Linked DNA regions of Homo sapiens: region 2 is linked to region 1. A link is a loop called in an ENCODE intact Hi-C map of the cell type or tissue named here. Cell type or tissue: mammary epithelial cell. All regions are shown on one strand. Each heading gives the region's core, and the rest is flanking DNA. Links, peaks and the distances in the headings are about the cores only.

The links. A loop is a pair of places that touch in the nucleus more often than their neighbours do. Peaks named below come from ENCODE experiments on the same cell type or tissue, not always from the same donor. Only the 100,000 strongest peaks of a DNase experiment are listed, where the experiment ranks them.
Region 2: it touches region 1 in a loop (15-fold over the local background); 2 of 110 quality-filtered maps call a loop at or near these places.

What each region holds. Positions count from the first base shown.
Region 1 is chrX:109,711,685-109,714,610 of GRCh38, forward strand. The region is part of intron 1 of ACSL4 (acyl-CoA synthetase long chain family member 4); the gene reads right to left. Among named protein-coding and RNA genes, the nearest start is that of ACSL4, 20 kb to the right of the region's middle. In mammary epithelial cell, for the core only: a CTCF peak has its summit at 1,496 (motif pointing right); a DNase peak (open chromatin) is centred at 1,517; H3K27ac peaks cover 597 bases.
Region 2 is chrX:110,845,927-110,848,852 of GRCh38, forward strand. No RefSeq gene overlaps it. Among named protein-coding and RNA genes, the nearest start is that of CHRDL1, 52 kb to the left of the region's middle. In mammary epithelial cell, for the core only: a CTCF peak has its summit at 1,579 (motif pointing left); no DNase peak of the experiment used is centred there.

The DNA.
Region 1 (2,926 bases), core at 163-2,662:
TCCCTTTAGGTCTTCATTTAAATGAAATGTGTAGAAAGCCTTCCTTGACCTCCTATGTTACGTGAAGTGCCTCTGCTATTTGACCTCAAAGTACCCTACGGGACAGCACTTAAATTTGTCTAAGTTCCTGTTCCCCTGCTAGGCTCTAAGCTCCTTAGAGGCAGAGGTCATGTCTGTCTTGATAACTACTGTAATACCTGGGGCCTAGCACAGTACTGGTTCACAGTAGGTGCTGGATAAATATTTTTGGAATTAAGTTGGAATGAAATAAGAAGTCATATTATGTAGAAAGGAAACCAAAAAAGGATTTCCAAGATAAATCTTTCAATCTGAGTAGAAGTATATGCCTCTCCACATTTGAAATACATAGGAGGGCCTCCTCTCATATATTAGGAGTCTCATCATTGAACAGGAGAAGTGGCATTTTTTTAAGAGATGGGGTCCTGCTCTGTTGCCCAGGCTGTAGCACAGTGGCACAATCGCAGCTCACTGCAGCCTCAAATTCCTGGGATCAAGCAAGCTTCCCACCTCAGCCTCCTGAGTAGCTGGGCCTACAGGCACTCGCCATCATGCCTGGTTCATTTTTAAAAATTTTGTAGAGACAGGGTCTCACCATCTTGCCCAGGCTGGTCTCAAAACTTCTGGGCTCAAGCGACCCTCCCACCTCTGCCTCCCAAAGTGCTGGGATTACAGAGGTAAGCCACCATGCCTGGCCAAGAAGTGCCATATTCTGACCAAGTACAAACTTGATGCCAATTCTGGGTAAGAACCACGACTTCATAAGCAGAGTAAGTGACAGTGTGTTCAGTGTGTTTACACTTACTATTTCACATCCTATATTCCAAAGCTTTATTAAAATAAGGGTATCACAGCAAAATTATATGGCTAGTGTCCCTGAATATTATCAGCTGGCCGAAATGAAGCTCGTAAGTGCCAGTGGCATAGGTGGGGAAAATAAAAGGAAAATGAGACCATGAATGTGGAAGAGTATGCAAGAAAGAAAAAGAAAGCCAGCTGCCATGGCATGTGCCTGTAGTCCCAGCTACTAAAGAGGTTGAGGTGGGCGGATCATGTGAGCCCAGGGGTTTCAGACCAGCCTGGGCAACATGGGGAAACCTTGTCTGTACAAAAATTTGCAGGCCGTGGTGGCACACGACTGTAGTCTCAGCTACTCCAGAGGCTGAGGTGGGAGGATCGCTTGAGCCTGGGAGGTGGAGGGTGCAGTGAGCTGAGATTACGCCACTGCACTCCAGCCTGGGCGACAGAGTGAGACCCTGAGAAAAGAAAGAAAACAAAAAGAAAGGAAGAAGGGAGGGAGGGAAGGAGGAGAGAAGAGAGAAGGGAAGAAAGGGAGAGAGGAAGGAAGGGAGGGAAGGAGGGATGAAGGGAAGAAGGGAAGAAGGGAAGGGGAAGGGAAAGGGATGGGAAAGGAAAGAATTTGATGCAGTGAAGAGTGCTAAAGCAACATCAGCAGCTTGTCTATAACGTGCCACTGGGTGGCACCACTGTCCTTAGCTAGTCACTACAGATATGGAACCAGGATAGAGGACCATCAGGCTCTCTTGCAGAGCTTAGGTGAAAACTCAGAAGTCTATCTCTACCGTACTGACACACAGATGCAAGTCACTATAGTTAAAGTTCTCTGCATATGTCATCAACACAAGGATATGTCTTCAGGATGTTGTGCTTATCAGAGACTCCTGGAAGGTAAGTTTGTCAACATTGTTGCTTAGTCCAAAGGCTTCAGAAACAGCTCACTATTCTAAATGCAGATTCTCAGGGAAGTGAGAGATGGGACAGGGGTGCAGGGTGGTCAGAATAACCTAGAAATCTTTTTCAAGCTATTAGGTTGAACCACATAAAATTGCCAATAGTAAAAAATTTGCTACAGACAAAAAAAAAAGGCAATTTCAAGTCGTTCAACATAATATACATACATTTAGAATCACTGGCTTATTGAGCCACTGTAATGATAAGAGTGTCATATTTCTCATTTGTTAGGGGGGAAAAGATTGAGAAGACACACACAGTTGGCCTTTTACTTAAAATCATGAAGAATTAACTGAGCAAAGAGATGGAAACAACAAAATATCTAAAAATAGGGAATAAACTACAGTCATGAACCACATAACATTTCAGTCAATGACGGACTGCATATACAGTCGTCCCATAAGAATATAATGGAGATGAAAAATTCCTGTAGACTAGTGAAGTCACAGCAGGGCACATTATTCAAGAATACTAGCAAACCACCATGGACATATCAATATTTCTAAAAAGAATGACACCTTCTCAAGAAGCACCTCAGGCAGGTCCTTTAGGAGGTATTCCAGAAGAAGACACTCTTATAGGAGATGACAACTGCATGCATGTTACTGACCTTAAAGACCTTCCAGTGGGACAAGATGTGGAGGTGAAAGACAGCGATACTGATGATCCTGACCCTTTGTAGGCCTCGGCTAATGTTTGTGATTGTGTCTTAGTTTTTTGTTTTTGTTTTTGTTTTGAGACTGTGTCTTAGTTTTAACACAGAAGTTTAAAGAGAAAAAAATCAATTTTAAAAATATAAAAAAGCTTTTAGAATAAGGACATAAAGAAAAAATATTTTTGTACAGCTGTACAGTGTGTTTGTTTTAAGCTAAATGTTATAAAAGAATCAAAAAGTCAAAAAAATTTAAAAGTTTGTAAACTAAAAAGGTTATAGTAAGCTAAGGTTAATTTATTACTGAATAAAAATATTTTCATAAATTTAGTGTAGCATAAGTGTACAGTATTTATAAAGTGGACAGTGGTGTACAGTAATGTCTTAGGCATTCACAGTCAGTCACCACTCATTCACTGACTCACCCAGAGCAACTTCCAGTCCTGCAAGCTCCATTTATGGTAAGCACCCTATATAGCTGAACCATTTTATCATCTTTTATAC
Region 2 (2,926 bases), core at 101-2,600, 1.1 Mb after region 1:
ATGGGCGAGGAATTCATGACTAAGACCTCAAAACCACAAGCAACAAAAATAAAAAATAAGCAAATAAGACTTTAAACTGTGCACAGCAAAGGAAATAATCAACAGAGTGAACAGACAACCTGCCGAATGGGAGAAAATATTTGCAAACCATGCAACCGACAGGAGACTAATGTCTAGAATTTACAAGGAGCTCATACAACTCAACAAAAACAACAGAAAACCAAATGACTCCATTAAAAATGGGAAAGGATATGAGCAGACACTTCTCAAAAGAAGACATACATGTGGCCAAAAAGCATATGAAAAAATGGTCATCATCACTAGTCATCAGAGAAATGCAAATCAAAACCACAATGAGATATCATTTTACACCAGTCAGAATGGCTATTATAAAAGGTCAAAAAAAAAAAAAGATGTTGGCAAGGATGTGGATAAAAGGGAATGCTTACACACTGTTGGTGGGAATGTAAATTAGTTCACCCTCTGTGGAAAACAGTATGGATATTTCTCAAAAAACTAAAAATAGAACTACCATATGACCCAGCAATCCCACTAGTGAATGTATATCCAAAGGAATTGAAATCAGTATATAGCAGAGATATCTGCACTCCTATGCTTATTGCAGAAGTATTCACCAAGCTTTGGAATCAACCTAAATGTCCATAAATGGATGATTGGATAAAGAAAATGTGGTATATATACACAATGGAATAGTGTTCATCTATAAAAAATAATGAAATCATGTCTTTTCCCACAATATGGATGGAACTGGTGGCCATTATCTTAAGTAAAACAACTCAGAAATAGAAAGTCAAATATCACATGTTCTCAGTTCTAAGTGGGAGCCAAATAATGGGTACACATGAACATGGAGTGTGGAATGATAGATATTTGAGACTCAAGAAAGGTGGGATGGTGGGAGGTGGTGGGGTATGAGAAAATAATGAGTAAAACATACATTATTATCATTATTATCTTTATGGTAGATCCATTTAGATGGACATATTAAAGCCCAGACCTCACCACTATTTAATATATCGATGTAACAAAACTGCCCTTGTGTCCCTTAAATTTATACAAATACAAATAAATTTTTGAAAAGATTCAGCTTTTAGTGTCACCAGCTGTAGATCCCTGAATCCCCAAACTGAGATGGGTGCCCCATCCTATGCTTACCCTATCACAGTGTTATGATATTGTTATAGAGCTTTTTGTTTGTGCGCCAGTCTCTCCAACTAGATTGCGCCTTTCTTAAGAGAGTCAGGCCCTTTCAACTTCATCTGTGTATCCCCAGCACCTAGCTCAGTGTTTTCAACACAATATAGACTCAAGGGGTATTTGAACTAAACTGAGGCGACCCAGCTGTACTGGAACAGGTTTAAGCTTATTTTTTAAATGTCAACAAGTTGCCACAGACAAGTTATCTTTCCTGAAATCTCAGCATGGAAAACTTCTGGACATTTTTCTGGTGGCAGGAAAGATGGTTAATTCGATCTAGGACTCATGAAGAAAATGGCATTAAACAAAGCTGACCTACTACTCTATTAAAAGTTTGGGCAACACTGCCATCTAGTGATGGAATTTAGATATGCTTGAGAATGAGATCTGTAGTTCTTCATGGAAGCCTGGAGAAAACCACTGAGCTTTCGTTTACACAGAGAAAGAGGAATGGCTAGTTTCTCTGAATAAGACATGTAGTTATGCGATGTACATTTCACTCGATAGATCGTGTTAATTGAGGGAAATAAAGGTCTAAATATATCATTTGTTAGCCACCAAGTCCTATTAATGTGGCTAGTTGCTGATGGGGTGGGAATTGCACAGGACAGTCCAGATGGAACCTATTTGTTCCCATTGTAACATTCAGCATCAGATTATGTACCTTATTTTTTTCAAAAGGAAAATATGGCTGGCACAGATCTGCTTTCAGGCATTATACAATCTAATTGGACACAAGAAGCAATTAAGGAATAAGACACCATTAAATTTGACTCAGGTCATTGATTGGCTGTGTGTGTGTTAAACATATCCAAATGTATGCATGAGTGTTTTCAGTCATTCAGGTGGTGGGGGTGTCTATACTTTTTGTAGGAATCCTCAAATAGTTTTGGAATACACTGCCCTTGGAATCATCCTGAGCCTGTTCTAACACGAATAAGAAACAGTAGATGTAATCTACCACACTGCAAGCAGCTGAATGTGTACTGCATTTGGAGTCAAACAGGTTGGAGTTCAGATTACTTGTCTATCACTTACTAAGTGCGTGGCCTTGGGCAAATTACTTAACCTCTATGCACCTCTTCATCTGCAAGATAAGAGTGCAAATAATACTCATCTCATTCAGGTTCTGTGAAGTTCTGTGAGGATTGACTGAGACTGGTATGTAAAGCACTGAAAGCAGTGTAGGCAATTTAGTAAGTGCTTGTAATTTTTGACAAATACTTTGCTACAGCCCCTTTACTGTCCTAAAATGAGACAGAGAAACTCATAGAGCAATGTACCTACCACACACATAATTTTATATATTTGTGTGTGTGTGTGTGTATATATATAAGAGAGAGAGAGGTCCAACTAGTGTGAAGGAGAAATAAAAGGAAATTATTGGTAATAAATAATGAATTTCCATCTGCAAAGATTGAGGCCACACCATGCTATAAGATGTAGGGGAACAGGTAGAAGCTTGCACCTACGTACAGAAACAGCATGAACTCAAACACTACAAATGCAGGCGCATGCAGGGGCATTGCATTAGTGACTCAATTACCATGATCAGCGTTGTTGTTGGCAATATGATCTTCAAAAATGTTAGACAACTCTTGGGAGAGTTCTGAACACAACAAAGAGCAGTTTTCCCTCAATTTACATGGTAGCTGTATTCCTGGAAATTTCAGCATATACTGAAATAAAACTGTGCAAAAAATACTTT